Linked DNA regions of Homo sapiens: region 1 is linked to region 2. Evidence: chromatin contacts called from ENCODE Hi-C or POLR2A ChIA-PET data. All regions are on one chromosome and are shown on one strand. Each heading gives the region's core, a stretch centred on a gene start or an enhancer-like site at or near the end of the contact. The rest is flanking DNA. Distances are from core to core; before and after follow the strand shown.

What was found. A loop is a pair of places that touch in the nucleus more often than their neighbours do. ChIA-PET counts read pairs that join two places held with the same protein, here RNA polymerase II (POLR2A). Pooled maps may share reads with other maps.
Region 1: a map of mammary epithelial cell shows a loop between it and region 2 (9-fold over the local background). The contact joins the promoter of OR1F1 here to the promoter of CLUAP1 in region 2. A Hi-C loop is called at or near these places in 17 of 168 maps with a recorded cell type or tissue (A673, CD4-positive, alpha-beta memory T cell, CD8-positive, alpha-beta T cell and 13 more), 37 of 37 single-sample maps with no recorded cell type and 27 of 50 pooled maps. POLR2A ChIA-PET finds 5 or more read pairs at or near these places in 3 of 52 experiments (CD4-positive, alpha-beta memory T cell, OCI-LY7 and naive thymus-derived CD8-positive, alpha-beta T cell).

What each region holds. Positions count from the first base shown.
Region 1 is chr16:3,186,150-3,189,707 of GRCh38, forward strand. OR1F1 (olfactory receptor family 1 subfamily F member 1) reads left to right here and starts at 2,055. Exons shown (of 4, transcript NM_001370640.6): 1 at 2,055-2,330. It overlaps TRP-TGG3-5 (tRNA-Pro (anticodon TGG) 3-5), which reads left to right and starts at 1,945; the gene lies at 1,945-2,016. TRP-AGG2-8 (tRNA-Pro (anticodon AGG) 2-8) reads left to right here and starts at 3,485; the gene lies at 3,485-3,556. RefSeq lists a silencer at 3,454-3,558.
Region 2 is chr16:3,498,852-3,502,874 of GRCh38, forward strand. It overlaps CLUAP1 (clusterin associated protein 1), which reads left to right and starts at 2,153. Exons shown (of 12, transcript NM_015041.3): 1 at 2,153-2,238. The coding sequence starts at 2,217. RefSeq lists enhancers at 1,838-1,887, 2,008-2,387, 2,895-3,412, 3,413-3,929.

The DNA of each region.
Region 1 (3,558 bases), core at 805-3,304, 310 kb before region 2:
CCTAGAATGGAATTGATGCAGCGGGCAGTTCAGAAAGTGGGGAAAGAAACTTTGCTAGTGAGGTGAGTGGTTTTTCATGTTTATTGGCCATCTGTGTGTGTGTGTGTATGTGTGTGTGTGTTTGCTTTCCTTTTTCTGTGAATTACCTGTTGGTGTGCAAAGACAGCTGTTTACGTGGTTCTCTAGCCAGACTTTCCAGGGCACTTCCTGGCTGTGTGAACTTGAACTAATTCCTTAACCTTTCCAGGGCTCCAGTTGTGTCATCTGTAGACATGAAGATAATGGTGTACTCCTCGTGCATCTGCTGAAAACAACATGAGGCTGGGTGCAATGGCTCACGCCTGTAATCCCAGCACTTTGGGAGGCTGAGGCAGGCGGATCACCTGAGGTCAGGAGTTTGACACCAGCCTGACCAAAACAGAGAAACCCCGTCTCTACTAAAAATACAACAATTAGCCTGGCATGGTGGCACACGCCTGTAATCCCAACTACTTGGGAGGCTGAGGCAGGAGAATCTCTTGAACCCAGGAGGCAGAGGTTGCGGTGAGCCAAGATCACCCCATTGCACTCCAGCCCGGGGAAAAAGAGCAAAACTCCGTCTCAAAAAAAGAAAGAAAGAAAACAGCATGAGTTAGTTCATGGAAACCAGCAGAGTCTAGTCCCTATTCAGTAACTGACGAGAATGAGCAGTTGGACTCTATTCTGTTTCCTTTTTTTTTTTCTTTCTTTCTTTTTTTTTAGACAGGGTCTCACCCTGTCAGGCTGAAGGGCAGTGGCGCAGTCTGGGCTCACTCTAAACTCCATCTCCCGGGTTCAAGCGATTCTCGTGCCTCAGCTTCCTGAGTAGCTGGGACTACAGGCACGCGCCACCATACCAGGCTGATTTTTGTATTTTTAGTAGAGACAGCGGTCTGGCATGTTGGCCAGGCTGGTTTCGCATTCCTGGCTTCAAGTGATCACCCGCCTTGGCCTCCCAAAGTGCTGGGAATACCGGCGGGAGGTACCGCGCCCAGCCTCCTTCACTTTTCTGTGACTTCCAGAGCAGACAATACATAAGACACCGGGAGAGATGCCTGCAGGTGAGTAGACAGGGTTCTCCTTGGCTTCCTTTGAGTCTCAAGGAAGTCACTGAAGCAGCGGGCCCAGCTGCCTTTTACGCCTCACGCCAGCCTCCAGACACACCCATTGCACCATGTACTGCTACTTGGCAAACTTTGTCACGGAAATCCAATGTTTCCAGTTTCTGGGTCCCGAAACTCTTCCCATGCAAGCTCTAGGACAATCTCTTTTTCTCCAGTCTCCACTTCAAGGCTCAGTTGTTTTCCACCTATGGCCCTTAGGGCCAGCCCGAGGCTACACTTGCCAGCCAGAGAGGCTGCGGCAAGCAGCGTTTATGCTCCATAGTCCCAGGTGAGGAAGACGAAGCCTTTTTTGTCATAGATCTTCATTTCTTTTCTTAAATGTCTTTTAAAAATATGCCTATGTAATTTTTTAAAGGATTCGAAATCTATGTAGCCCAGTAATAAGCCCTTAGTTTGTAACTTCGATTGTATTTTCTTTGGATTATCATTTGCCGTTTTAAAACCTTGGATAAAATCTGTGTATTTCCTTTATGATTTCTGACATCTCTATCCTGCCTGGAAATCCTTTTACCTTAGTAATAGGCAAATGCACCTATATATCATACCAGCACGACATTGAAACCACCAGCTCATAACCTCAGCGGGTAACCTTGTTGGTTTACCCAGCAGGAGTAAAGCCTGCCTCGGAAATCTGAGGGTGGCCGCGAACCCACAAGTCAAGATTCGCAGGTGCGCGCGCTAAGGACTGAGCTATTGGGGCGATGGAGAGAGTCTCGCTCTGCGTCAGGGACGGAAGGACGTGTCCCCCACCAGAAAAAGGAAAAAAAAAAAAAAAAAAAGAAAAAAGAAAAAAGGAAGCGGCGGCTCGTTGGTCTAGGGGTATGATTCTCGCTTTGGGTGCGAGAGGTCCCGGGTTCAAATCCCGGACGAGCCCCCTTTTCCTTCTCTTTTTTCCCATTTCGCATTTTCAGCAAGGACAGGAGACTAGGAAGGCGGAGGGAGGCTGCTATTGGCAGGGCCTCAGTGGAGACCTCCCGGGGTCCCGGGACGCAGACGGACGGGCCTGAATCGCTCGCCTTGGTGAAATGGGATCCAGCGCTGCCAACTGCGGCAACTGCGGTTAAAGGAGACGACCCCGTGCAGCAGGAGGAGGTTATTTAGAATAAGGAAGAATGCGCCGGGCTCATTGGTCGCTACAGGGGCATAAATTTTTTCTAGGATTCCAGAGTATGGCTGCTCCAGTCCCAGGTGAGCCCTCCTCCGCTTAAAATTCCAGTTTATTCGGAGAAGGGGAGAATACCGGAAGCGGGGGAGAAGGGAGGGGAGTGAGTGAGAGGAGGGAGGCGGGGAAGACCGGGCATCCGCGGGCAGCACTTCAGTCGGCCCTGGCGGGGTGGGGGTCTCGGCCCTTGTCCCCACCCCCAGACCCCGGGGCCTTCCCACTGAGAGCGAGGGAATTCGCGGCTTTGATCTGGAGGGGACAGGGAGCCCCTTTTAGCCCAGATCTGCTGGATTCTCGGGAGTCAGGTGAAATCTGGATACAGGGAAGGGCAGAGTGACAGTAAAGGGTGCCCCGGAACCGATGCCCGACGCCTGCTGCCCCACGGCCTTCATTCTTGCTCCTCCTCACGTCCTGGGGACTGGAGGTCCCGCCAGCTCCCCCCAGTGAAGGGCAAGGGGGCGCATCGCAGAATCGCCCCTGGTGCGCAGCGTAGTTGGTGGCCTAAGCCGTCTTCTCCGAGAGCTCAGCCATCCTGGGCACTTGAGGCCAGGCAGGCGCTGCGGGGCTGGTTCAGTCGATGGAGAAAAGAGACTCTCAGCGTCAGCCTTTAGGGTTCGAGGCCCACGTGGGAAACTCGCTTTCTGGGTTTTGGCTTCCCTGGGGAGAAGGGAGGACCGGAGCCGGAGAAGCGTGAGGTGCGGCGAGGTAGGGTGCCTGGTAGCTGGTGTCTCGTGCACTCCGTCAGGCCTTTATTGAACACCCATTGGTGCCACGCTGAGGGACTGCAGCGTTTCCAAGGCGAGCTTGCAGTGATCGAGGCTCGCAGACCCTCAGCGCAGCCGCTGCCTGCTATTGGGAGGTTCCCATGTCCTGCGGAAGCTGGAGCTCCTCACTGCGCGCCTCGGAGACGCCGAATCCCCAACTCAAGGCCGAGTGGCGGTGGCGGGCGAGGACCCAGGGCCCTTCTGGATTGTGGTAGCGCCAGGGCTGCTCCCCATTTTGTGCGTCGCGGAGGAGGGGCCGGGGCTCTGGGCTTCCGCCACACCCATCCTCACTTGAAATTGCCCCTTCCAGGCGGGTCTGAAATAAGATTCTACTCACTGGGTCCTGCTGGGTCCGCCCCAGCCGCCCCCAGGATGCTAGGACGCCCACAAAGATAACCTTAATGCGTAAATCGTGTGGCTCGTTGGTCTAGGGGTATGATTCTCGCTTAGGGTGCGAGAGGTCCCGGGTTCAAATCCCGGACGAGCCCGG
Region 2 (4,023 bases), core at 903-3,402:
CTCCATCTCAAAAAACAAACAAACAAACAAACAAACAACAACAACAAAAAAAAGTGAAAAGACAACCTATGAAATGGAAGAAAATATTGGCAAATCATATATCTGATAAGGGTCTCATAGGCAGAATATATAAAGAACACTTACAATTCAAAAACAAAAGGATGTTCAACCCAATTTTGAAATGGGCAAAGAAAATGAATAGACATTTTTCCAATGGAAATATACAAATGGTCATCAAACACGTAAAAAGATGTTCAACATCTTTAATCATCAGGGAAATGCAGGCCGCGTGCGGTGACTCACGCCAACATGGCGAAACTCCGTCTCTACCCAAAATACAAAAATTAGCTGGGCGCGGTGGCGCGCGTCTGTAATCCCAGCTCCTCCGGAGGCTGAGGCAGGAAAATCGCTTGAACCCTGGAGGCGGAGGTTTCAGTGAGCCGAGATTGTGCCACTGCACTCCAGCCTGGGCAACAAGAGCAAGAGTCCATCTCAAAAAAAAAAGTTCAAGTTGATCAACATCCTTTCAAGCCCTTGGCATTGTCAAGAGTTTTTTGTTGTTTTAGCCATTTTATCTAGATTTAATTTTTAGGTTTTTAACGTGTTACCTGATATTTTAGCCAGTTTAATAACTTCATAGTGATATCTCATTGTGGTTTTAATATGCACTTCTCTAATAATAGCCTTGATCATCTCTTCATTTGCATATTAGCCATCCATATATCTTCTTTTGTGAAGTAGCTTTTAAAATGTTTTCTCCATTCTCTAATTAGACTGTTTCTCATTATTGAGTGTTGAGAGTTCTTGATACATTCTGGATACACGTCTCTTTATCAGATATGTGTTTTGTGCATATTTTCTTCTAGACTGTGGCTTATCTTTTGTTTTTCTTAATAACACGTGAAGCAACATTTATGGGAGGCCATTGTTTTGGAGCGAGCTCCTGCACAAGGTACCAACGGACCAGACCAAACCAGAATGGAATCGCTAGTGCAAGGTGCCACGTAATCAATGCGAACTTAGAGACAGGCCAGTCTGCCAAAACACAGAAGATTCACTGCAACCAACAAAAGGGGCCCTGTCCACCTAGGCTGGCATAAGGAAGCCCCCTCTGCTTTAACCCAAAGAAATGCATCTGAAATAACCTGATGCCAACCAATCGCTTTGTGCACTACGCTGTTTCCTTGTTCCTGCTCAAGCTACCTTACAAAACCCGGCTGCTGTGCCACGCCTGGCGGGGCATCTCCCCATTTCACACGTGGAGGCCGCCCCTTCCTGCCGTCTCCTCGCGCCCCCATGCAGAGGCTAGGGCTGCCGGGACCCGCGCGGCGCGAGCGGCTCAGGGCCCCTTTCCGGCCTGTTGTGCAGCCCGAGCCGTCTGCGCGTGCGCGAGACCGAGGCCTGGCCTGCCTCTGGGCGCCCACAGTGATCCCGTCCTCCGCTCGGCAACCAGATTCCGACGAGGAGCGCGCTGTGCCTCGGACGGGGGAAGGCGGGCTTCCTGAGTATAGTGCATTTTTTTTTTTTTTTTTTTTTTGAGACAGAGTCTCGCTCTGTCGCCAGGCCGAAGGGCAGTGGCGCGATCTCGGCTCACTGCAACCTCTGCCTGCCGGGTTCAAGTAATTCTTCTGCCTCAGCCTCCCGAGTAGCTGGGATTACAGGTGTGCGCCACCACGCTTGGCAAATTTTTGTATTTTTTGGTAGAGACGGGGTTTCGCCATGTTGGCCAGGCTGGTCTCGAACTCCTGACCTCAAGTGATCCGCCCGCCTCGGCATCCCAAAGTGCTGGGATTGTAGGCGTGAGCCCCCGCGCCCAGCCAAGCATCGTGCATTCTTTATAGAAATGAGGGGGAAATAAGCAATATGGAAAGCGCCTAGCGCAATATCAAGCACGTAGTAGGTACTCAGAACCTGTCACCCAGCGCGAAACGTCCGCAAAGCGTGTAAACAGACGCCCAGAAGCTGGGAAGCTTGCAGCCCTCATAGACGCCGGTATCGCCACGCCCTCTGCCCTCGGCGTCTCAGGAGCGCTCTCTGCCGGCCCGCTCTCCCCGTGCGTATGCACGTGCCGCCGCGTCTTCGCTTCGCTTTTTGTTTGTCCCTGACCGTGCGCCGTCCAAGGGTCCATTGGTTGCCATAGAGATCGTCGAGCGCTGGGCCTGTGATCGCTGAGGGGCGAGCAGTTGCGACCCTGGGCTCCTGGGGACCTGAGCGTTATGTCTTTCCGCGACCTCCGCAGTAAGGCAGCCCCGCGCCCCTGTGACCTGCGGGTCTTCCAGAGATTCAGGGCTCCCGCCCGCCGGGTCCCCTGTGTAGGCGATCCCTGAGGCTTGCGCTGCCGGAGGCTCCTTTCGGGCCTCTGCGCCTCAGGGACCGCCTGACCCGCGGCTGCAACCCGGCCGAGCGTCCCAGGCCCTTCTTCGGCCATTTCTAGCGAGGATGGAAAGTTCTCTATCTGCCACTGGCCGCGTGTGGCTCAGAACGCTTGAAATGTGGCTAGTGCAGATGAATAACTGAATTTTTAAGTGTAATTTATTTCTGTTTGTGTAGCTGCATGCCGCTCTTCGCTACCGTATTGGAAAATGCATGGAGAGTTTAGAGACTATTTTTTGAGTTGGGTTAGCTTAGCGCTTAGAAAACCGAACAGCAGGCCGGGCGCGGTGGCTCACGCCCGTAAGCCCAACACTTTGGGAGGCCGAGGCGGGCGAATCACCTGAGGTCGGGAGTTCGAGACCAGCCTGACCAACATGGAGAAACCCCGTCTCTACTAAAATTACAAAATTAGCCGGGGGTGGTGGCGGGCGCCTGTAATCCCAGCTACTCGGGAGTCTGAAGCAGGAGAATCGCTTTGGAGGTTGCGGTGAGCCGAGATCGGGCCATTGCACTCCAGCCTAGGCAACAAGAGCGAAACAACATCTCAAAAAACAAAAAACAAACCAAAAAAAAAACAACCAGCAACGAAACCGAGGAGAGGAGGCTGGGTGATAATCATTGCGGCTAACATTTTTTGAGTTTTAACGATCTGCCAGGGCCCGCTCTGTGTTATGCGCATTTCATTTTAATCATCTGAACAACTCTGTGCCCCCTGTATTTGGTAGTGAGGAAACGGGCACAGAGAGGTCAGGTAACTTGGGCAGGTGATACAGGCGGTAGGAGGTGGCACTGGGGCTTGAATTCAGGTTGCCTGAACTCCAGACATCCTGAACTCCATCTGCATCCTTTCTGCAGGGCTGGTAAGGAGAAGGGAGCTCGAATTCCTTTGCTAAGAGGGTGGGGAAGTGGAAGAACGAGGCTAAGAGTGTTGGTTACGGCTGGGCGCAGTGGGTCACGCCTGTAATCCCAGCCCTTTGGAAGACCGAGGCAGGCGGATCACTTAATTTCAGGAGTTCTAGACTAGCCTAGCTAACATGGCGAAACCCTGCCGCTGCTAAAAATTCAAAAAATTAGCCGGGCATGGTGGCGCGCGTCTGTAGTCCCAGGTACTTGGGAAGCTGAGGCAGGAGAATTGCTTGATTCCGGGAGGCAGAGGTTGCAGTGAGCCAAGATGGCACCACTGCGCTCCACCCTGGCCGACAGAGTGAGACTGTCTTTAAAAAAAAAAAAAAAAAAGGAAAGGTAGATGATGATTGCCAATTTGGTGTGATCCGAGGGGTCTCTTAAAGCCAGTTTTCTCGTCCAATTGTTGGTGCCTGAAATTTTAGCATTAGAGATTACTCCTTTTGGTTATGAATTGCTCTTTTCTACAATGTAAAAATATCTAGGAAGACGCATTACCTTTTATCCATGCAGCCACTGAGCACCAGAGTGTGAATCCTGCCCTCTGGGGTTTGAAGGTTTTTGGTGGCCACACATCATGCAGGATGACTGTCTCCTCCCACATAGTTTTTAGAGAGGCCAGCACCCTGCCGGGGGACGTAGAATGGGGTTTTGTTGGGGAGCGCACACACGGAGATTTCGGAATATTTTGATCTTAAATTAATGCTCTGCAGTTGTGCAGTGTATGGTAAGGATCTTACTCAAATT